Linked DNA regions of Mus musculus: all the other regions are linked to region 1. A link is a loop called in an ENCODE intact Hi-C map of the cell type or tissue named here. Cell type or tissue: left cerebral cortex. All regions are shown on one strand.

Region 1 (8,000 bases):
CTACTTTTGTTCTGATTTTTATAGATAAGTAGAACACTAGGTAATATTCTCAGACGGGGGAATTATTTCATATCTTTTCTTAATTGCTGCACTAGCCCCAGAATATTGAGTGGTATTGAACAGGGTTATATCCATACATAGATGTATAGGTACGAAAGGTATACTTAGTGGTATTTATTACACAGATCACTTTTTCTACGGCTAGGTTGATAAATGAGGAAAGGTTTACAACGGAAAACTCAGCAGATGAACAACGAGCTGATAACTATGTTTTCAAGAAGGACACCTTTTTGTTCCAAAGCAAATTTATCAAAGACTTTACTAAGCAGGCTCATCTTCAGTATTCGATACAATAAGCCTTTGGTCCCTTAAAGTATTTGTCCCTCTCTGGCCCTTTTTGTGATTTGAATGCACTTGGAAGCTAAACTCCAGATTTTGAAACTTTTGAATATTCGTGTAAAGCACGGCCCTTCAAAATCAGTATTTGAATTGCTAACAACTCATAGGCTTACACTCTTGGGAGGAATTTTGAAGACATTTAAGCATAACGTTTGCAATAATTCAATACATTATGAACTGTCATTGAGTTTAGACAAGTGTTTTTAAGTTTCATTTCTTAAGATGGCCAGGGGTATAGAAACTTGTTAGCTGGGAATCATGGTGTGTAGCTGTATAGGTTTGAAGTTGTCTTTCTAATGTCTTTCAGAGAAGGTTTTATTTTATGCTTGTGAGAGTCTTTCCCCCGCTCTGTTTAGAGTTTGGGGACATGCACACAGGAATAGTCATGCCTTCATATGATCAAACATTTAATATTTGACTTTCTCGATGCTTGAGTTCTCCTAAGGCCCAAAGTGTTTAGTAAGTAAGCAAGCAGCTGTGGATTTTCAGCCTTTGAAAACTCTTTGTGGTGACAGACATAGAAGTCTAATTGAGCCACCGTTCAGTTCAACTTTTAAGTGCCAAATAAAGTCAGCTGCTCTGTGAGTTTCACAGGCATGATAAATGATTTTTTGAAAAAGAAAATTTCCACTGGAGTGTGAAAATGTATTTCCTAAGAATACAATGGGAAAAAAAGAGGTCCTTGCAGCAGGAACAGAATCTTTTTATCATATAACCAAAAGTATTTCAGTCAACATTGTCAATAAATGCTGATTTTGAAAACAGTCCTTTCCTTTTTAAAGCTGAAGACAGGAATGATGTGTTCCAAACACTTGTTCGTTTTTGGTTTCAGAAGAATTATGTTTTCTCGGTTTCTTTAAAGGAGATAATTAAAAAAGCTGTATAGAATATTACATTAAGATAATATCACTAGCATTTGAGCATTTAGTTTATGGAAGCTTTGATAAGAAAATGCAGTGTTAATATGTGACAAACATTTACCTCCCCGTAGAAGTTCTTTCTCACTTTAGGGTGAGGTTTTATTTTTAAGACTTGAGATTTATATTACAACAGAGACCTGGAAATGCAGACAGAGGAGAAATGTATATCCTGCGTAAGGAGCATTCTTTGCCCCCCCCCAATACATTCTGATTAGAAAATAACCATTGTCTTTCAAATTGGGGAGCCCACAGGTTGATCTGTGTTGGGCAAAAAAGCAGCTTGCCTGCCAGCCCTACTTAGATGTATGTTCACTACTTTCACTTTGAAAATTTATTTTCAGTTTGAAAAAAGTTTTAAATTCTAGTCATTTTATAAAGATTGCTTCTAGCAAGCAAAAAAGCCTATGGAACCCCATAATTTAGACAGTCCCTCATTTCATTGGCTCCGTGCGGCTGAGAGTTAGAATCTCTTTCCATTGCAGTTTACTTCGCACAGAACATTATTAACTTTTGGCTTCATACATGATCTGCTGTCAGATGCTTTTGATTGGTGATTTAGCAAAGTATAATAAACAGGGCAAAAGTCATGAGTTTTGCTCTGTATCCTGAGCTCTGTGGTAGGGAAAGTGTGATAAAATGTGTACCTTAAGTCTTGTTTGATGATCTCTCAAAGCACGTTTGCCTTCTGGAAATAATTTCTGGGGTTGAAGAGCACGGTATTAGCAGATTTAATGTGGCTGTTCAATGGATTGACGAAGTACTATGTGAGCTTTAACAAAATGAGGGAGACAAATTGAACATCAACAAAAGTTACATCTGTGAAGAATTATAAATTTAATTAGAAAAAAAAGGCAAACTTAAAAGACCTCATTAACTAATCAGAAGTCATAGTTGCTAGAGCAGGAGTCTTGACTGAAACTCGCAGGAGCTCCGTTATCTTTCTCCTTTCTCTTTCACATGTCTGGCTATATGCTACAACAGTGTGGCTTCTACTTGAAGGGGGTTTAAAAAGCATTAACATGAATGACTTTGTTGTGCTAGGAGATGATCATTCATAATAAAATGTATATTAATTTTGCATTCCTGAGAGTACTGAAATTAAAAATAACATACTAGAAGATAACAGGAATTATATTAACTTTACAGATAAAACAAGTAGACTTATTGGGTACCTAGCAGAACTTTTTTAGAAATCACGAACTCCCCTTATTTTGAATGAAAATATCCTTTATTAATTATTTTTTTGAAATGCACCTTGGTTTTAGAGGTTTAAATGGAAAAAAAAAGCTTATGCAGACATTTTCAAACACAGGAGGAAATGTCCAGCCATCAGAAAGAGGTGTGCTTTTTAGATAAGCCACTGGAGGAAGAAGGACGTCTCCCTACCACACTGTAACCTTGCACTGCACATAAAAAACTAAAGCATGTGAAGTGTAGCATTTTGTAAACTGTAACTAATTTCACTCACATCTGTGTCTAATTGTTGTCTGCATTCGCATTCTTGAGAGTAGATTTATTTTTCCTGGACCACGATGTGGGTTCAGCTGACCAGCCTAAGTGAGGATTAGTTGTTTTAAAGTTATTTTGATTAAAGAGTCATTTTTAAATACAGTAACACACAACACATGGTTTAAATAATCCTTGAGACACAAAAGAATATATCTGAAGTACACTTAATGAGAGGAAGAGCATGGGTACGGACTTTTCAAAAACTGTTCTCTCAAAGTAAAGAAGAAGCTAGGCTGCCAGCAGAAGAGAAATTCACTCTTAAGCCGCTTTTTATTTTCAATAACAAAATTCATTAGAATATTCTCATTGCTGGTTTTATTATTATTATTATTTATTTATTACTACCAAATTTGATGTTTTTGCCAAACTAAGAGAAACAGTAGGTTTTAAACTTCAAATATAAATACAATGAAACTTTAAAAGCTTACAATGAAATAAAGTTCTATTTTCAAGATTAGGTATTCTGGCTGATTTTACAGTGGGGATGTATTTTAGCATTGAGCAGTAAGTATGCTTTAATGTACTTTTATGTAATTAAGCCAGGAGAGTTCTGAAAATGAAGTCCGTTCTCACCTATAATTTATCCCAGGTGTATAAAAGTAGGAGAATTTTATCCTTGAGATATATTGCTGCAGTTTCTAAAGAAAACCATTTAATCTTGTGTGAGAACATTAACTTTAAAAAAATGACTGAAAACTGTTAGCAAATAATGGCCATCTACAGTCATTAAAGTTAGCACTCCGTAACTTCAGTTACTCAAACATCTTAAAGAAGTGTTTTTGTCCTGCACGTAAAAAATGCATACCTAGAAGTTCCAAGTAACATTATCCCAAGTTGTTCAAGCTTAATGATGCTTTATTCTTGCTAAAAAAGGTTGTGTTTCTTAATTTCATAAATCATAATTAAAAACTAGCAGGACTCAACAGAAGATGTTTATGTGGCTAACTTTAATGTCATTTGAGACGCTTCAGCTCTCATCTTTGTTCTGCAGCCTTAATTGATGTCAGTTCAGGTTGAATGAAAACGTACATCAAACGTACATTTGGAGTACTGTGCCATTTCTGAAGTTAGCCAGTGTTTCTTTCTGCCTGCCCAAGAGTTGGTGGGAGCTTGCAAGCGGGTATCAGCCTGGCTCACCTGAACTCATTACCTGCTGGCCCTTCACAACTGCCTCTGAGGAGCAATGACTAGTACTACTTTGAATTAGTGGAGCTGTGCAGTAAAATTTCTCAGTTCAAACTTATCTGGAAACTCAATATGCAGGGTGACGGGGCTGGTGAATCGCGTACTCAAATATGCATCCTACTTCAGTCTGCAAGATGCGATTCACGTGCGTGTGCTCGCGCGCGCGCGCGCGCGCACACACACACACACACACACACACACACACACACACACACACACTTTCATGTTGTCCAGCATAGCTGGCTTTTACCTTGGCATAGTTAAATGAGTACATTGCTGAGAGCTGGGACTTGGGGTATGAAAGCCTGTCTTTGCCTTGTTTCTTGACCACAGCATTGCCCGAAGCTGTTTCATTGACTGTTAAATGACAAATAGGTAACTGGAAGAAAACCATCCTGATAAGGATAAGAAATAGTGAGGAGGCTAAGGGGGTGGGCGGGCGCTCTAGTTCAGCTGGCTAGAGCAGAAGATGAAAGATTGGAGGATGCTGGGGGCTAATGCCCCAACTACTGCTGCTGTTAAACATACTCATTTGTTAATAGCTTTTTTTTTTTCTTCCCAAGCACCTTTTCCAAGCTGCTGGGGCGAGATTGCTTTGCGTGTTGACTGGGGGAGGGGTAATCCCGTTTGCAGCTGTCATAGGCCAGTGATGAATCACGAGCCCGTCATTTGACTGCCTTCCCCTCCTGACAAGGGGAGGGGAGGAGGATAGACCTGCAGGAAGAAACAACAGTTGAGCCCTCCACTTAAAGACACTATGCCTTTCCTGGCTGCAGTATCCTCCCTTTTCTCGTTTGGTTAAAAGTGAGCATTGTAGGGCTCAGCCATGTGCTCTATGTAATTAAGAGCTGACAGTGAAGCACAGTTAACAACCACTTCTAATTGTCTACCCCTGACCACAGGTGCGAACGTCTCACAGCAGTTCCGATGTTGCTCTTTCCTCAAGTTGCAGGTAAGACTTTCGTTGATATTCAACATTTTTTGTAGCTTACCTTTCTGTGACCCGGATCTATATTTGTCTAGTATTTCTTAATTATTTCTATTAATAGCAACAGGCTGGGTTGGGAACGACTTACCAATTTGTGTGTGTGTGTGTGTGTGTGCACGCGCACATGTGTATATGAGTGTACTTGCAAAAAATTATTACGTTATGTGGGAAAGGCATAAGAGTCTTGATTTGAGGCAGTTGCTGTCTGTTTTTAGGAAAAATGAATGTAGAATGATAATTAGGAATCACTGGATTTGAAATCATTTCTTGTTTGAATGCAGATACTTTGAGGAAGTAAAATGGCTCATGTAAAAGCTCTTTTACAACTGATGTCCATCAGTCACTTCCAGTGTAGCCTCTCAATTAAAATGACACAGGTGAGGTGAGGAGCAAATAATTTCAGCATTATATGTGTAATATTAACTCTCACACCCCTGGATTATGAGTCTTTAGAAAAAAATATAATTTTAGGATATACTGAATGGGCATTAGACTTTAAAAGTTTGTGCTGTCAGAAAATGGAGTTGTGTCTAAGTATCTAGTGACTTTAAGTAGTTTCACTGTTCATGCGCTAGCATGGTACATATGAGTTCTGAAATTGTCACTACGACGCCTTGCCGTTGTGCTTATATCGCAGAAGTAACCGGCAAACTTAGGACCATCTGGGAGGCATTGAACTGGTTTAAATATGGTGAAAATGCAAAATTACAGCATTGCATAGAATTGCCATTTTCCCCCTAAGTGACAGCTGAGGTACTCGGAATGCTAATGGTCCCAGGGACCGCCTGAGCTGCCGGCCTTATCCATTGTCAATTGGCTACGCTGTATGTAATCCACAAAGCAAGCAAGTGAGCCGACATCATAGGGTTTTAATGCTGCATTTGTTTCAAGGGAAACAGAGGAACAATTAAGTAGTAAGCCAGAGTAAACATATGCATCAGGACAGTCCCATTCCCTGTCACTGGACAGGAGGCTTCAAGGGTTTTATTTGGTTTGGAGACCCATTAAATAACAACTGGGTGTTAAAGTATAAAGGGAGTACCCAGTGCTAATTTATTACATGAGACGGAGTGTACAGATTGTGATTTATTTCTGTTCCATGTGTTCGCATGTTTGCTTTTTCTTTTAGGAAAGTCATGCTTGGGGTTTTGTTTTAATATAAATATGACTTCATGTTTTCCTCTGAATGCTAAAGTCTATGCCATTGTCTTACACTAGCTTATGACTATCATTATACAAGAGGAGGGAAAGACTTAAAAAAAAACTGCATGTTAAACTTTGGCTACACAGGCTGAGAGACACCTTTTAGTAACACACGTGACGAAAAGGGCTGGAGTCAGATGCAAGGTGAACTATCACCAGTCTAAGAAAATAGACACAATGGGGTTTTTGTGTGCGTGTGTTTCAAAGGAGGTGTCAAGTCGTTAGCACATTAAATAGTGGTGTTATGAATTTGGTACATCTGTCAAACAGAAAGCTTCTTGTCTTTAGGTCTATGGAAATGCAGGATCTAACCAGCCCGCATAGCCGACTGAGTGGTAGTAGCGAATCCCCCAGTGGTCCCAAACTCGATAGCTCTCATATAAATAGTACTTCCATGACTCCCAATGGCACCGAAGGTGAGTCCGGCTCTTCTTGCTCTGCCCTGTCTCTCTCTTAGTGTCTGCTCTCTTTCTGCCTGTGAGCCCAGCCCTCAGATACATCAGACATTCCCTTCGCTTCTAAGTGATTTGACTTAATCCGTGTTCTCCTCTAATTGGGACTCCCATATTACTGGATTATCACATTCCATCGACTGGTGTTAGTTTAAGACACATATAAACATATGTATTGAAATATATACAATGTGTATACACATAATACTTTTAAATTTGAATATGTTTCTTCTGTTGATCTGCATATCCCAAGCATGGTATTACTTTACATCATTTTGCTATAATGACTATTGAAAATTTGGAATTATTTCATTTTATTTTCTGTTTTGTTAGCAAATGCAACCAAAATTTTTTTAAATGTCAACACTGAACTGGATTACTTCTTAAATTAGGGAAACAGTTTTTGTGTCTAGTATGCCTGTGGCTTTGGCCACTGTAGTATAAACAAGAGAAACTAAAACTTAATACCTATGAAGTACACAAGCCTATTTGGCAAGTATGCATAACATGTATTCGCTTTCTTGCAGATCGAGTAGAATACTTTAAACACAGTGTTATAATTATTTTAATATAATTAGTGCATAGGAATGTTCATGTAAATTGTATATAAATAGACACATCTTCTTCAATCCATACATATTTCATTGAAAATACAGAAGGTTGGTGTATACACATTACTGTCTGTTATGCACAGCCACTTAGGTGATATGTATATTTTTATAACTCAGATGTATAGGAGGACATATTGCCCATTGGGTTACATTAATTTCAGCTGGAGCCTGTGGAAAAACTCGTCACTGATATTGGTGCTCATATATTTGTTATTAAGCCTCAGGATTGTGATGGATTCATTAAGTAAGATTTATTAGAAGTTTAATGAGTCATCTGTGTTAGGATTCGATTTATAGACAAGCCCTTACATATCAGTTCCCCAATTGACATGATCTTTTAGCTCAGGTTTTAAAAAACATAAGCATAATTAATTTATGAATCATTTTGTAAATAATGTAAATATTATCGTTTGGGTGCAGTATTTGAGTATGTATTGGGGAAAGCCCTTTAGAATGTGAAAAGCTAAGAAATTCATAACAAGACACAGAAATCATTTATTTCTGAGTTTTCAGTTATGTCTTGTTTTTTATGCCAATAGTAATTACTTTTATCTACAACTGTTTGCTGGCTGTCTTTACGAGTGAGTATGTCCCTGCCCAGAGTTTATGGAGAATAGCTGTTGTGAAAGGAGAAGCTTTGTGCTGAGTTAGCAACCCAGCCTCCTCTGCAGAAAGCACCTTTCCCTCCATCTCAGTCGTCAAATGAAATTTACACAGAAACAGTTTTAATGTA
Region 2 (8,000 bases), 60 kb after region 1:
GTTTCAGTAATTCTCTTTATATTGTGGCCTCAAGCCTCATGGCACACACATATTTGGCAAATGTTTTTATCTAGGACATGGATTTCTACTAACAGGATTTATCACAGGAAGTTTCACTTTTAATGAAATTTACCTTATCAGTTTTTTTTTTTTTTCTGAATCACACCTTTGATGATGATGTAAGAATGTCTCCCTTGCTATGGCCTGAGTAGTTCAGAACTCAGCATTTCACATTTAAGTGTCTTTATACACGCTGAATTTGGTTTTGTGCAAAATGTAGGCGAGGCTGTAGATTCCTTTCCTACATGAAGAGCTCTCGTTGTTCTGAATCACTATGGAAAGATTTTTCTCCATTATATTGCAGCTGCTCCTTTGTCATATTATCAATTGACCATCCTGATGTGCATTTCTGAGCTCCATATTCGATTTCTCTGAAACGGTGATTATCTCCAGTATATGTTATCTTGATCACTGTAGCTCAAGAGTAAGTCCTCAAGTCAGAAAATATCTTGTGATTTGACTCTTCTCCAAAATGATGTTGTCTTTTCAAAGCTTTTTGCCTCATCTGAACTTTGGAATCATGTACATCAATGATATATAAAGTAAATGTCTAGAGCAGTGGTTCTCAACCTTCCCAACATTGTGACCCTCTAAGACAGTTCCTCATGTTATAGTGATTCCCATAACCATAGCCTCACTCGGGGTGAAGGAGAATCAGAGCGAAGGGTCTTTCCTTGATAAAGGCCATTTAGGGACAATGTTCACATTCCACTGGATGGCCTCACAGCCAAGAATACACAGACAACACACTTGGAGCTCATAGCTGTACTTTTGCTACAATTATGAATTGTAACATCAATATCTGTGTTTTCCAACAGTCTTAGGCAACCCCTGTGAAAGGCTCGTTTGACCCCCACAGGAGCTGCAACCCATAGGCTAAGACACACTGGTCTAGAATTTCATCTATAATTCAGTGGAATTCCTAGATCAATTTGCTAACAAGCTGGCATCTTGACAGTGCCGAACTTTTCTATCCACAAGCCTAGACTATCTCGTGTTTCTTTCACGTGGGTGTTATATTTTTCCTCTCATAGTTCTTGTAAGTGTCTGCAGCCTCTCTCTCTTCCCTACTATTTTCTTTCCCTCTCTCCTGCTGATGTAAATGAACATGGTAAGAAAGCAGTAATCTTATTTCTGTTACGTGTTATGTTTTACCCTGTATGTTCACTAGTTTCAGATGTTTTTCCTCTCCCATCTTTAGGGAAGAGAGTCATTCTTTAGTATTGGCTAGGAGGACGGCTGTCATTTGTAAACAAAGAGTTATTTCTCCCACCACAGATGCATCTCTGGGTTTGCTTTTGATCAGCTAGGCTTCCCAGTGCAGTCTTGAAAAGGAGTGGGAGAGGAGTTCTCTTTTTCCTGTCCTTAATCTAGGGAGAAAGTGTCTAGTTTCCCACTCTTTCTGTATGAGATTAGCTGTATCATTAATATATATATACATATATACTTGTATTAATTTGTGAAGAATTCTATACATTAAAATTTGGTCATTTAATCTCAGTTAACTCTTCTTCCTACCCATAGTCACTTCCACCTCTTCCAGGCCCAACTACATGTCTAATTGCTTTCTTTTTAAAAATAATCCATTGGCTCCAATTTGTGTTGTCTGTGTACTCCTGGCTGCGAGGCCATCCAGTTGAATGTGAACATTGTCCCTATCTTTAAGTGGCCTTTATCAAGGAAAGACCCTTTGCACTGTTCCTCCTTCATCCCGAGTGAAGCTATTGCATTGTGTGGAGTGCTTGCTCCACATCTGTTGAAATATGTGTAACTCTTCTTCTTTAGCATGGTGATGTGATGGATTGCTTTTATTTTATTTTCCAATGCTGACCGGCCTTGCATATGTTCAATAAATCCCACTTGGTCATAGCGTATGGTCCTTCGTGTACATTCTTGGACTTAGTTGCTGATGCTTTCCTAAGAATCTTCACATTTATATTCATGAGAGATTTTTGCCTATAGTTTTCATATTCTGAGAAGCCCTTGTCTGGTTTTAGTATTATCATAATGCTGGCCTCATTGCTTAAGCTTGGAAACATTCCCTCTGCATGTGTTTTCTAGACAAGTACAGAGAATTCTAATAGTTTACTCATTAACTATTTGAAAATAGATAATATTTACTGCTAGTGAACCCGTATGGGTCTAATGATTTCTCTTTGAATCTGTCATTAGTTCATATATATGCAGGTCTGTTTAAATTATCTCCTTTATGAGAGGTTCAGCAAGTTACTTCTCTGAAGAAAAGGGTTCGTTTCACCTAGTCTACCTAGCTTGTGTACAAAAGGTTGTTTATGATATTGTGTTTTAGTCTGTTTAGGTTGTTTTTGAGACATGTAGCTCCAGCTGGCCTCAAACTCTTGACACTCGCCTTATCCTCAAGTGCTGTAACCATAGACATGTGTTCTTGACTTATAATAAGTTTTATTGTCATTTTAATACTTATAAAATTTTCAGTGATGTCTTTTTTTCATTCGTGATATTAGCAACCCGCACCTCTCCTTTTTCATCATGGTTAGTCAGACTGTGTTGCCAAATCAGTAACTGATATTATTTTAGAAAAGGGAAGGCTATTTTGTTTCTTTTCTTTTTCTTTTTCTTCTTCTTCTTCTTCTTCTTCTTCTTCTTCTTCTTCTTATTATTATTATTATTATTATTATTATTATTTTATTTCATTAACTTTCTTTTGTGATTTTGTTGTTGTTGTGTTTTTGGCTTTAGTCTCTCTGTTTTCCTTGTTATGATGACCGATTTTTAGTCTTCTTCAGACTTGAGTTTCTGAGTACCATAACATTTCAATTTTCCTTTTTAATTTACTCCAAATATGTTTACACAATTATCACTCCCATTGAAATCCTTTCTTTCAGTGAATTTATAGGAAGTAAAATTTGAGAATTTTGATGGTATATAATACTTTCAGTAACCACAATCATTCAATTATTTCTCTCTTCTCAATTAAATGGCTTTCTATCATTAGAAGAAGGGTATTTATAAAAAATTAGAATTGCACTATCTATTAAAGAAAAGTTGAACGAAAAATCAGCTCTGAAGTTTCCTGTGCAATCCCAGCCATGAAACAGTGTCAGAGTTAAATCATGAGTTTGTTGCCTTTAAAATGATAGGCCAGAGTTTAATCATGATTTTGTTACCTTTAAAATGATAGGCCACACTTGTTTTTAATTTCTTTTTTTTTTTAAATTAATAGGTCAATAATTTCTTTCAGTTTAAAATCTATAAAGATGGACAAGAAATTTTAAGATGTGTTTTGCTAATATTAACACACCATCTCTTAGGCTTTGGGATATAAATTATAGTCTTATACCAAACCCTTAAATCAACATAATCAAATGTGTATATTCAAAAGAATGTATAAAAATAATTTAGCAAATTGGAAGTATAATCACAAAGGAACTTTTAAAATAAGCTGACTTTTCTTAAGGAAGAACCGCAGCCATATATATGTGTGTATACATATGTATATATATATGTATATACATATATGTATGTATATACATATATATACATATATATATGTATATACATATATATATATATTTCTGATTTCTGCCAAGGCACATGAAACTAGAGCAAAGGACTTGAAGAAAGGGATAGAGCTTCAGAACTCTGTGCTCCTGAAGGGCCTCCATGTGACAGAATGAGAAACAAAACTGCCAGGCATCTCCCCTAAACCTGGGAGAGGCAGTCCAATGTTACCATACGTATATATACATATATATTTATGTGTGTGTGTGTATATACATATACATATATATATATATACATATATATATATATATATATATATATATATATTTAATCACATGAATCATATGGATATAATTTGCAACCCAGCCACTATTCTTGGTTAAGTCATTTGCCTTGAAAACATATATTTAGTCCCAAATCTCTCAGAACAGTTCCTACTAAATATATCAATGATTATCTTCAGAATAATATATAATCAAATGTACCCAAGTGCAATTCAGGGCTTATAGTTTTAAGTTCATTATTAGACACAGCCTGGCAATGTACCCTGAGGTCAATTCTATTTGCCCCTATCTTACAGGTTTGCCTAACTTGCTTTTGATGAGTTACCAAAAGTCAGAATGTATTAGTGAGTCAGTTTTGGTACAATGTATCCTGAAGGTACATAGCTATTTAATGTTCAATAAATATCAGGTAGTAAGATAAGAATTTTGTGGCTGAATTCTTAGAAAAAGATTCTTGTCATTTTTTTTAACTGTTATAGAAAGCAAATCAGAGTGACAGAAACTGGTGTGTGGTGAAAAACACATTTGAAAATAATGTGAAATAAAAGCTAATTGCTTATTTATTAAGAGCGAATTTTAGTATGAACACCACAAGAAATGTAAATTCCTGCCCCACTAAAATTGGTCCAACTCTCCCTTTGCTCTCGCTGACTGCTTGGAGACGAGTTAGCAGCTAAGGTGATGTGCAGGAACCTTGCCAGTATTAAATTTCAAGTGACAGAGGAAAATTCAGTGTAAGAGGGAATTCAATATGCATGGGAAACCATTTGTTCCCTCTGCCTCTTTGATCCCTGCCAAGGCACAAGAAACTAGAGCAAAGGACTTGAAAAGGGGGATGGATCTTGTGCAGAGCCCAGAACTCTGTGCTCCCGCAGGAACTCCTTGTGACAGAATGAGAAACGAAACTGCCAGGCATCTCCCCATAAATGTAGGAGAGGCAGTCCAATGTGACCATGCTTGGGGGTGCTCGTTGTAGAGATGAAACTGAAGTTTGCAATAGCATGCATCCCACTCCTCACATGCTGGCCATGGCCTGAATGGTTGGAAAATCTACAGGCCATACTTGTTCATTTTCACAGATGCCTGTAAATGCTGGAGAAGTTTGCAATTTGTTCAGCTCAAGAGTAAACCATTTCAGTGAAACAAACTCCACTAACTTTTTTGGAAACATTTGTCAGCAAAACAAATGTTTGTATCTAAAATTGCCAAGCCATTAAGATGTGAGAAAGAGAAACAGATGTTTTTTTAGGGGTTGTTGAATTTGTGTGTCTTGATGGCATTTCTATTCTTCCTTTCTGCTTCCCCAGAAAACATGTAGCATCACCCTTGATGGGACGATAAACTACATGCAAATAAAGTCCACTTTTTATTTTATGATGTCAAAATATAATAAAAATGGGTTTTATCACTTGCACAGTTTGCACTTTGTTTCTAAGAAGTGCAAAGTCAGACAGAGAAATTATCTACTTACTTGTCTAAGTTTTTTGATGAGTTCAGCAACAGTCAGGACAGCTTACTGAGTCATTTAGTATATTGGAGCCCAGTAACATCTACAGCATATTTATATGTAATATATGTCTTGGACATAAAAAAATCAAAAACAAAGACATATTATTCATCTAATTAAATTAATGACCCCAAACACTCATTATTTCAGCTTTCTTCACGATGGCTTCCTTAGTTGAAATATCATAAAATATTAATCATCCTGTTGGACCAACACAGATCCTCGCTAAGTAGAGATGGTTGGTTAGAAGACAGATGATTATTTGTGCTTATCATTCCTCCACTTCCTTTAACTAGAATAAGATAGTTTAATACTGAGGTTTGTTTGATTGTTGAAGTACTAACAATCAGTCCAAGGGCTAAGCAAATGCTCTACCACCAACCTATTCCTCATCCCAGTAAGGAGATTCTGGACTAAGTGTTAATAGTATGATTGGTAGGTTAATATCTAAACTTGCAAGCACAGTAAGTTTAATGAATATTTTTTTTTATTACTGAGCAGCAATGAGCATGAACATAGCCCAAAGTGTGAAAGACACAGTGATATTTACAAAGAAGAGTGAGTGTCTCCTTATCTTGTATATTCAGCCCCAAGGTTGCTCTCACCTAATATAGCCACCACTCTTCCACATTCAATTCCTCCTCCTGAACACATTAACTTAATTAATCCTCACCCACATATATGCAATAAGGACGGTGTAGACATTTGCCAATGTTTCACAGACGTCAGAGAAAGCTCAGATAAAGTCAATCCACATCAATGGGTCAAACCAGCTCAGAGCCGTCCTTGGCTTCATGTTTGTGTTCTTAATCAGTAAAGCATGCTGCTTCACAGAGCAGCCAGGGCTGAGCACTCAAATGGGCAGAAAAGTGAAAATGTAAGCACAGAGCAAAGGCTGTAGCAATGTTGCAGTTTCTGGAGTCATTCACAACACTCAGCAGAGTCATATACAATGGGGTATTCAGTTGAATAGATGTCACAGGTTTGAACAAGTAGCTACCCCCAATGGGATAAGGCAGGCTTGAAGTTCTTGTATGTTTTGGAGTCTCAGAATTCTAAAATCATTGTGTGTCACTTGAGGGTTTTTTCACTTTCTCAAGTGTGTCTGCTCCATAGTGGGCCCGGTCTTGAAGACTTTGCCACAGGCTGGTCCAGCTTGGGGTGCCATCATCACTGATGGATCCCTGCCCACTCTGGATCCTTATTCCTGCTCCAGCTCAGCTAGTCTCCCATGTTGAGGTAGCATGGTGCTGAGCATTTTGTCCTTGCTTCCCATCCCCTACTTCCTAAACTACCCAGCCTGTCTTGCTTAGCAAACACTTTGTCATCTTTGTATTCTTTTTCTTTCCTTTCCCTTCATCCTTAAGAATGCCATGCCCTACCATGCCCACTTGCATTTTTACTTTTTAAATTTTATTTATTCACTCTCAGGTTATGGTTGATGATCACTAAGTACAGGAGTAGCAAATAATTATATCAAGTAAATGGAAGCCAACAATTTTAGGGTGAAAGTGAGAATCTTAGGGCTCTAAATCAGTTTTCCAACACTTTTTAAAAACATTTTTGACTCCTTCTGAAACTTTATCAAGTATCTTGTCCTAAAATTAAAATCAATTTTTCTTAGTGCCACTCTTTAAGAAATTTTACTGCTTCTCAACTCCTGCTGCTACTTGGGGATATACTTGTTTACTACTTTATGTTGTGTGTACCATTTTCTTCTGAATTATAGGTTGGTTTTATGACCATAGATTGATTTGGAAATCATATCTGTCGTTGTTTTTTGAGAAAACCGACTTTGAGTTTTAAACTAACTGAAAAATATCTAGAATGTAGGTGGATTGTAAGTCTACAACTATCTTGTATCTATAAATCCACTTCACAAATTTCACATGAAGAAATTGGGCAGTTTACTGACTGTAAACTCAAAACTGACTTGTCAGTTCATTTGTCTAAGGTCATCTGTCACACTATTAAATACATATGGAATCTAGAAAGGTTACATTTTCACAGCATCTCAGCCTGTCATAGGCGAAGGCTCCTGAAGAATGCTGAAGTGGCTGCCTCAGGGAAACAGAAGGGCGTGACTTGATCTTTCCCACATAACTCATCCTTCTCCTAGCACTGGGGATGGGTATTCTCTTGTTCCTGCAAAATCCCAAGGTAAATAGGAACATGGGTTACCAAGTCTTACTACAGATCTTTCTGCTTTTCTGGCTTCCTCCTAACCCATTGACATAATGATGCTCACTGAAGATGAACATAGTATACTTTGCTTCCATGACTATGATTGTCTGAGACCCCTCTTTTCACCGACCCCCCCCCCCCCGGCCTCAAGAATATCTCTGAATATGTCTTGGGCATCAGACTCCCGAAGAGCTCAACACAGAGAAACTGAGATAGAAAGCAGGGGTTGGAGTTGGGCTAACTATCTCTGGATTGAACCCTGGTTCTGCCATTTGCTCTGGGCAGGCCATGAGAAGCAGATCTCTTGGAATTAAGAATAGTGAAGTTTGTGCATTTCTTACGTAAAATTATAGAAAGCAGAAGTATTCTAGACTTGACTTTTCAAAATGTTGAAAATGCTGCATTGCACATTGAGAAAGCATGGAAATAGAATATGTCTGAGTTGGTTTAATATACTCCTTATACACAGAGTATGAGAGCGG
Region 3 (8,000 bases), 120 kb after region 1:
ACAGCCATCCATGTGAGCATTTTACAGCCTGACTCTAGGAATGTTCGTGGGCTACAGACTGAGGTCCCCATCAGTGCCTGCACGTTGCTTATTGTATGTCTCTTAGTCCTCTGTAATCCCAGTGGGAGAAAGCAGAGGAAGCAGAAACCTGGGTTCTTTGCTTGTTAGCGTTTATCTGAAAGACATGACAGGTTACTTAAGGGCTGGTGGGCCCATCCCCATACCTCAGACAGCTGCTCTCTGCCCAGCTCAGCCCCTGCTGTTGAGCCATGAGTCCCACCATGTGTGCTTTTTGGTTGGTGGTTTAGTCCCTGAGAGCTCTGGGAGTACTGGCTAGTTCATATTGTTGTTCCTCCTATGGGACTGCAAACTCCTTCAGCTCCTTAGGTCCTTCTCTAGCTCCTTCATTGGGGACCCTGTGCTCAGTCCAATGGATGGCTGTGAGCATCCACTTCTGCCTTTGTCAGGCACTGGCAGAGCCCCTCAGGAGACAGCGATATCAGGCTCCTGTCAGCAAGCTCTTGTTGGCATCCACAATAGTGTCTGGGTTTGGTGATTGTAAATGGGATGGATCCCCAGGTGAGTCAGTCTCTGGATAGTCATTTCTTCAGTCTCTACTCCACACTTTGTAACTCCTTCCATGGGTGTTTTGTTCGCCCCTTCTAAGATGGTTAGAAGTAACCACACTATGGTCTGTCTTCTTCTTGAGTTTCATCTGTTTTGCAAATTGTATCTTGGGAATTCTAAGTTTCTGGGCTAATATCCACTTATCAGTGAGTGCATAGCATGTGTGTTCTTTTGTGATTGGGTTACCTCACTCAGGATGATGCCCTCCAGATCCATTCATTTGCCTAGGAATTTCATAAATTCATTGTTTTTAGTAGCTGAGTAGTACTCCATTGTGTAAATGTACCACATTTTCTGTATCCATTCCTCTGTTGAGATGGTAACTTAACCTGTACTCTTGGCCTTCCTATTTTTTCCCACTCACAGTGTGCTGGTTGTCAGTGTAACATGCTAAAACCACATGCTCACCACATGCCAGGTGGACTTTGTCACCTGGTAAAGACACAATAACTTATGTGTGATTGAGTCTCCTTCCAGACCATGGCCCTCTGACATGTCAATCATTTAAGGGTCTGCCTGGTGTTGACATAGAGGGCTGGAGGTTGTGGTAAATGGAGGAGGCTACACATCTGACCTGTAGGCTGGAAGAAGTAAGCACAGTCTCAAAACCTTGGCCTGCTTGCCTCAGGTTCTGGAGGACACACTCCCAGCTGGCCTCCTCTGGCTGTTATCTAGCTCTTTAAAGATTTGGAAATTAAAAAGCAAGCACCCCAAGTGATAATGAATATCTAGTAGATTCTTTGAAAACAATCCTCAGGCTTCAGAGGCCCTGAAATCCAGGGACGCCTTCTGAAACTGGAGAGAGAAGAGGTTCATCCTAGGGACACCAAGTTTCAGGAAATAGGCATGAAGGTGTTGGTTCCAGTTTAGTAGGAAACCTGCTTAGGACAAGTCAACACAATGCTGCAGGACAAGTCAACACATGGCTGCAGGACAAGTCAACACATGGCACGTTGCTGGGCATTGCAGCCTCTTGGTGTTCTCTAGGCTTCTGAGAGTCTTTGGAACCTTTTGTATTTTATTTTTCGTGTGTGTGTGTGTGTGTGTGTGTGTCTGTGTGTGTGTGTGTGTCTGTGTGTGTCTGTGTGTGTGTGTGTGTATGTATGTGTGTGTCTGTGTGTGTGTGTGTGTATGTATGTGTGTGTCTGTGTGTGTGTGTGTATGTATGTGTGTGTCTGTGTGTGTGTGTGTCTGTGTGTGTGTGTGTGTGTGTGTGTGTGTGTGTGTGTGTGTGTGTGTCTGTGTGTGGTATTGGTAGGGGTTAGCTAGGACTTCACAGGTACTTAGAAGATGCTACCACTTAGCCACGCCCAAAGCCCTCCAAATCAAATGTCTTATGTGTAATACAGAGCAGTGATCACATGACTCATTAATTACAAGTGCACAGTCTCAAAAGTAAATGGATGCTTTTCATGGCCTCTCTATACTTGTGCTTATAGCACTAATTTATTGTTCTGTTGTTCATTAAACAGTAATAGGCTTTTCATGTCTAAATGTGCTAACAGAGAACAATTAAGAGCACTCTTGATTTTTCAAAACCTCTTTCTATTAAAATCATTCTACAAACTTCTCCTGATAAGGAGGTCATTGTTGGAGATAGAAGAGGCTTTGTTTTAACCAAGCCTCCTTGAAGATTATCTGCTCCTGGAGGGAAAAGCCTGAAACTGTTGACTTGATTACCTTGAAAAGATACTAAACAAGTCTTCACTTGGAGTCTAACCTGGAACAATGAGTCTTAAATACAGGTAACAAGAGAAACAAAGCGCGGTCCGGAAAACTATGGCAACAATGGCTCATCAACTGTGTTAGCTCACTTCTCAGAGGGTGGGAATTTAAAACTGAATCGGCTTAAGACAGACTCCTTGCACCCTGCTTTCCAGACAAGCCTTCCCATCCCTAGCTATAGAGTCCTCCACCTTAGATTTTTTGACTCTCCCATCCACCCACTTTTTCCACACATCTTTTCCCCAGCTAGTTCCTGACTTTCCCAAGACAGAGAGAAGCTATGTTAGGGGCTGTAGTCTTTTTTTCCTCTTCCGCTTACTGGGGGTGTGGGAGGTTGTGGGGGGGGGGATCTGTTAGTGGTGGTAGGGACATAAAAACTGCATTGCTTGATAAGGATCTGAGATCTCTTTTCCTGATTCAGAACCCCTCTAGAGCTGGAATTAGGTTGTTTAGCAAACAATGATTCTGTCTTCTAGACTAAGACTTAATTGTTAGTGCTAAGTAGCAAGGTGCTTGCTGTATTTCCCTAGAATGACCCATTTTGCAAATGTTCAATTCACAGTCAGCACATAAGGGTTCTGAGCCCTGTTTTTCCTTTTTCTTATCTGAGGTCACAGACCTCAGGAGAGCCCAGAAGGGTTACAGGCCAAAGTCGTCTTCTTGGAACTCTCTGCTTGCTAGGAGAGGGCTGCCTGCAAAATAGATGCCTTGGGAAAAGGTTGGGGGCGGGTCACCTTTTCAATGCTGAGAAGGAACAGCTGGTTTGAATTTCTCTCCCCTTCTGTCTCCTGCTGCCTTCCTCACAAACCCATGGAGAGGAGGATTTGTCCAGAAGGAGCCAGCAGCATGAGGAAACTACCTTCTATTTCTATGGGGTGCTGTTTTGTGGCCTCGCTGAATGTGCTGACTGGCAGAGAGGGCCTAGATTTTACATGGCTAACTTTGTCAGAAACCCGCTAGAGCTTTGTCTGGAGAACCTTCTTCTAATAACAGCTTTTAACTAAAACTCTAATGGAAATAAGTATCCTAAGGTCCATATGGAGAACTGGGTAAAATGGCAGAGATGTGACCCAACATACAAAAGCAAGCCAAGTGTAAGAATTACTTGCTTCTGTGGTGGACACCATCTCTAGTTCTAAATCGCTATCTCCTTATTCATCGCTCATGTTGACAGGGGACTGCTGCTTCCCACCGTCACCCTGGGCTGGGGACACACACAGCAGGAGGGCTGGGGACACAGCAGGAGGAGGGCTGGGGACACAGCAGGAGGATGCTCCCTGCTGTTTCATTATGAACAGGTGCAGAAACGGGGCCCTGTGGAGCGGAGCTCCAGCCCATGATTGTGACTAGGTGTTCTGAATAGTGCCTATCTTAGCCTGCTTACAACAGCATAATAAATCCAGTGCTTACCATGAACATGTAGTGCTAGGAAAACAGTAAAAATAACATGGAAATGTTTGGGAAAAACACACGATATGGCTTGACTATTTTTATTTAGTTTTGAGGTCATCCACGCTTTTTTAAATCCTGAGCATGTGGGTGCATACACACACACACACACACACACACACACAGAGAGAGAGAATAAAACTCACATCTCTCGAGTGAATGGTAAACCAGTAACAGATTTTCTGTCTGGCTCCTCGGCACCCTTGCCTCAGGCCCTGTTGGTGTGTGGTTCGGCAAGCAATCAAAGGTCATAATTTCATTGGCAGTTAGCATCAGGTTTAATTTTTCTAGCATGTTGCATTTACCAAAATGTCTGGTTTTAGTTAGGCCAAGCACTCTCCGAATCAAGCTTTGAGCAGTATTGTGTGTTTAGGTACCTGAGGTTTATGGAACACACATGCTAATTGTTTTCAATCACTTTCCTTTCTAAACACAAAAATGTGTTTTCTGAAGCTGAGCAACAGTAGTCCTTGATGACAGTGCTCATTTCTTGTAGAAAAGGGCCTCCAAACAGGTAAAAATGCCAATTTAACAAGACTGCCGCCTACTGATGGTATAGTTGAAAAGAATACCAATTAAGGTGTTTTATTTTTTTTTTTTTTAATTCACTGCTTTGGGTTTCTTTTTAAAGGTGCTTCTTAAAAATTAACACACACCATTTAAATTGCATTTCAGGAGTGTGACCAAGTCCATATAGATGATGTTTCATCAGACGACAACGGCCAGGACCTGAGGTGAGCGAGCCTTGGTGCCCAGACTGAGTTTTCCTCTGTTAAAAGAGTTTAATTACTCAGCAATTAAGATGAATTTTCTGTTTGATTAACTCCGGGCTTCTCTTGCATCTAAATAGCACATACAACTTTGGAACAGATGGCTTTCCTGCTGCAGCCACCAGTGCTAATTTATGCCTGGCAACTGGTGTCCGAGGTGGTGTGGACTGGATGCGGAAACTGGCCTTCCGCTACAGACGAGTAAAAGAGATCTACAACACCTACAAAAACAACGTGGGAGGCAAGTGGCTGGTGGAGGCCTCGGTGGGCTGGGCCAGGAGTGTACACCTACAAAGTGCCACTCACTCTGGGGCCACACTGTTGGGTATAATAGAATACGGACAGTTTTATCTAACATTAAATTCTACTACAATTTTATAACAGACATAAGACTAGAACCAGCTGCCCTGGCTGCCAAGTGCCATGGGATGGCGGTGGCCTGCAGTGACCTGGGATAGCCTGCAGTGATATGGGGTGGCCTGCAGTGACCTGGGATGGCCTGCAGTGACCTGGGGTCAGCTCCTTGACCTTTTCAACACTCAATGATCCTTCCAAACCAACCTTGTCCACAACACAAGATGGGTTATAACATTGTTCCCTGTCCTGTGTTGTGTTAGCCTGAGTTTTCTCAGCATAGTTCATGATGGTCAAAGTGGCTTAAATATAAAGGAAATAACAATCAGTTAATATAATGGCAGATGCATGGATGGAGCTGTTTCCAGTATGGCTGGAAAATATGTGCATAGTAAATATGTGCCTTCCTCCAGCCAGGAACCAGTCCTAGGTCTGGGGGGGAGAAACATCATTCCATAGAGTCAGACAGCATGCCAAGACACTGTCCCTAACCACCCCAAGGACTGTCACCCACCCTAGAACCAGAAGGGCAGTCAACTCGTCCCCATAGTCCATGGTTAGAAATGGTCCACTGAAAGATGGGGATCTGGGAATGTCCAGGGACACACACAGTCCCTGAAAACTAAGCACACATTTGCAAATGAATGATAATTGATGGTCTCTTTGAACTGTTTCTTCTTTATGAATCTGCATGGTCATGTGGGTGACGATATGGGTTTCATGATCGTTCTACCTCGCAGGTCTGCTTGGCCCAGCTAAGAGGGAAGCCTGGCTCCAGCTGAGGGCTGAGATTGAGGCACTCACAGACTCCTGGCTGACCCTGGCCCTGAAGGCCCTCTCCCTCATCCACTCCCGGTGAGGCCCCCGTGGGCATGGGCTGGGCAGTGGGCATTGCTCAGGCTTGCTTATCTTGAAGACTTATTTGTCAACAGTTCTTCCTTCTCTGTGTTCTCATAGGACGAACTGTGTGAATATTTTAGTAACAACTACGCAGCTCATCCCAGCATTGGCAAAAGTCCTGCTATATGGATTAGGAATTGTGTTTCCAATAGAAAATATTTACAGTGCAACTAAAATAGGTAAGCTCTTTATGGTTTTACCTACTGGTCATCCTTGAGGCCAGTGTGAATGGAAAGACACTGAATGAAGCTTATCTTCAGAATCCTTGTTCATCAGAAAAAGGGAAGGGTAATGGGGAATATCAAATATAACCCACACAGCTGAATGATAAAACTTTGCTGGAGAAGGTAAAGGCTGGGCATTCAACGTACAAATGATTTAACATCAGTTCTGAGCAATTGGATTTAGTCTTTTAGATAACTTTGAACACAAGTGTCTTTGTCAGGGTTTCTCTTCCTGCACAAACATCATGACCAAGAAGCAAGGTGGGGAGGGAAGGGTTTATTCAGCTTACACTTCCATACTGCTGTTCATCACCAAGGAAGTCAGGACTGGAACTCATGCAGGTCAGAAAGCAGAAGCTGATGCAGAAGCCATAGAGGGATGTTCTTACTGGCTTGCTTTCCCTGACTTGCTCAGCCTGCTCTCTTATAGAACTAAGACTACCAGCCCAGAGATGGTCCCACCCACAAGGGGCCTTTCCCCCTTGATCACTAATTGGGAAAATGCCTTACAGTTGGATCTCATGGAGGCATTTCCTCAACTGAAGCTCCTTTCTCTGTGATAACCCCAGCTGTGTCAAGTTGACACAAAACTAGCCAGTACAACAAGCATTTTGTAAGTTAAAGCAAAAGTTAATACAAACCCATACAAAGTGGAAATAAATGCTTCGGGGTAGTTTTCTCTATTTTACTGGAAGTGGGGTTTTGTTGGTTTTGGCTCAATATGTATAAAAAATTGATTTTTCGTTTTAATTCTGGAAAGATAGAAAAAAGAAGCTTCCCACCAGAGAATACACACTTGGGAGGGGCGTCTGATGTGTAGTTAGAATATAATAAACTAAGGAGAAAAAGGATGAGAAGTCCTGACTTGTTCTCAAGAGGAGGAAAGAACTACCCATGATCCATTATGACAACAATATGCAAATAAGCCTCCAGCAGGCAGGCACTGGATGTGGAAAACTGTACTAGCCAATTTGCATATTCATCTTTACATTTTACAAATGAGGAAACATAAGCACCCAGGCTTAAGTTGTTTGGGTAAATGGCTGAGAGCCAAGCCTAGGGTCACTCTAATCTGCACTCCTCTCTACAAGGAGACATCCTGCTAAGTGCCTGGCTGTGTGCAGGGCTCTAGAAGCTGTTGCTTCTGGCCAGGAGGAAACAGAGGTCAGTGTGGACCAGGTAGAGAAGAACAAATAAGAATGCTTACGGAGCAGATATGCTAATGAGGTCCCTGAGTGGCTCTCCTGAGGTGCTCATGAAATGCTGGCTGTGAGCAGCCCTGAGCACGCAGCCCTGAGCACGCAGCCCTGAGCACGCAGCCCTGAGCACACATTAGTGCCCTGGGTATTCACTGTGAGACAGAAAAAGGATGGGCATCCTCAGAGTACAAAGGAGGCTGATGCTGGCTGCTGACTCCATGGAAACACAAAAGAGCAAAAGCAGCTCCCTCAGCTCTGACTTCCAGCTTCCTGTCGCCTTCAAAGCTTTTGCTCAGTGGTCACTAAACAATTATTTGTTTATAATGTGAATTTTCTACCAGATTAAGACATTCCTGGGGCCCTTTGTTTCTTTTTCCCCACAATGACTACAGTGTGCGGCGTTCCTTATACACTTAGACAATGTGTATGTACTCAGAAAATGGGTTTGGATGAAATGGATAAACATCTGTGCATTGGAAGAGGCTGGGGAGGCCATAGAGTTTCTTATAGGCAGCTGGGTCAACACTGCCATGTTAACCAGGAAAACAAGGTTACCGTGACAGGAATGCATGGAGCCTGGGCAGCTGAGCCTACTACCATTTTTAAAAAATCTGCCGATTCCATGTCTAAGAACAACTCATGCTTCTTAAACTAAAACTTTTTTTAATGAAAAATAATAAAAACAAGCTCCTTTTTAAAATAATCTTATGTTCTGTTCTGTTTTTGTAAGCAATGTAGGGATTGAAAGACCT

The links. A loop is a pair of places that touch in the nucleus more often than their neighbours do. Peaks named below come from ENCODE experiments on the same cell type or tissue, not always from the same donor. Only the 100,000 strongest peaks of a DNase experiment are listed, where the experiment ranks them.
Region 2: a loop joins it to region 1, with 2.2 times the contacts of the local background. A loop is called at or near these places in 2 of 42 quality-filtered maps.
Region 3: a loop joins it to region 1, with 2.7 times the contacts of the local background. A loop is called at or near these places in 6 of 42 quality-filtered maps.

Annotation. Positions count from the first base shown.
Region 1 is chr1:14,301,390-14,309,389 of GRCm38, reverse strand. It overlaps Eya1 (EYA transcriptional coactivator and phosphatase 1), which reads left to right. Exons shown (of 18, transcript NM_001310459.1): 2 at 4,916-4,965; 3 at 6,493-6,620. The coding sequence starts at 6,497. Among named protein-coding and RNA genes, the nearest start is that of Eya1, 4.8 kb to the left of the region's middle. In left cerebral cortex, no CTCF peak of the experiment used is centred here; DNase peaks (open chromatin) are centred at 442, 768 and 4,728; H3K4me3 peaks cover 3,110 bases; H3K27ac peaks cover 1,228 bases.
Region 2 is chr1:14,241,654-14,249,653 of GRCm38, reverse strand. All of the region lies in intron 9 of Eya1 (EYA transcriptional coactivator and phosphatase 1), which reads left to right. Among named protein-coding and RNA genes, the nearest start is that of Eya1, 65 kb to the left of the region's middle. In left cerebral cortex, no CTCF peak of the experiment used is centred here; DNase peaks (open chromatin) are centred at 1,080 and 4,636; H3K27ac peaks cover 530 bases.
Region 3 is chr1:14,181,161-14,189,160 of GRCm38, reverse strand. It overlaps Eya1 (EYA transcriptional coactivator and phosphatase 1), which reads left to right. Exons shown (of 18, transcript NM_001310459.1): 13 at 4,477-4,535; 14 at 4,652-4,812; 15 at 5,666-5,780; 16 at 5,883-6,004. Among named protein-coding and RNA genes, the nearest start is that of Eya1, 130 kb to the left of the region's middle. In left cerebral cortex, a CTCF peak has its summit at 4,344; DNase peaks (open chromatin) are centred at 3,988, 4,085, 4,706, 7,029 and 3 more places.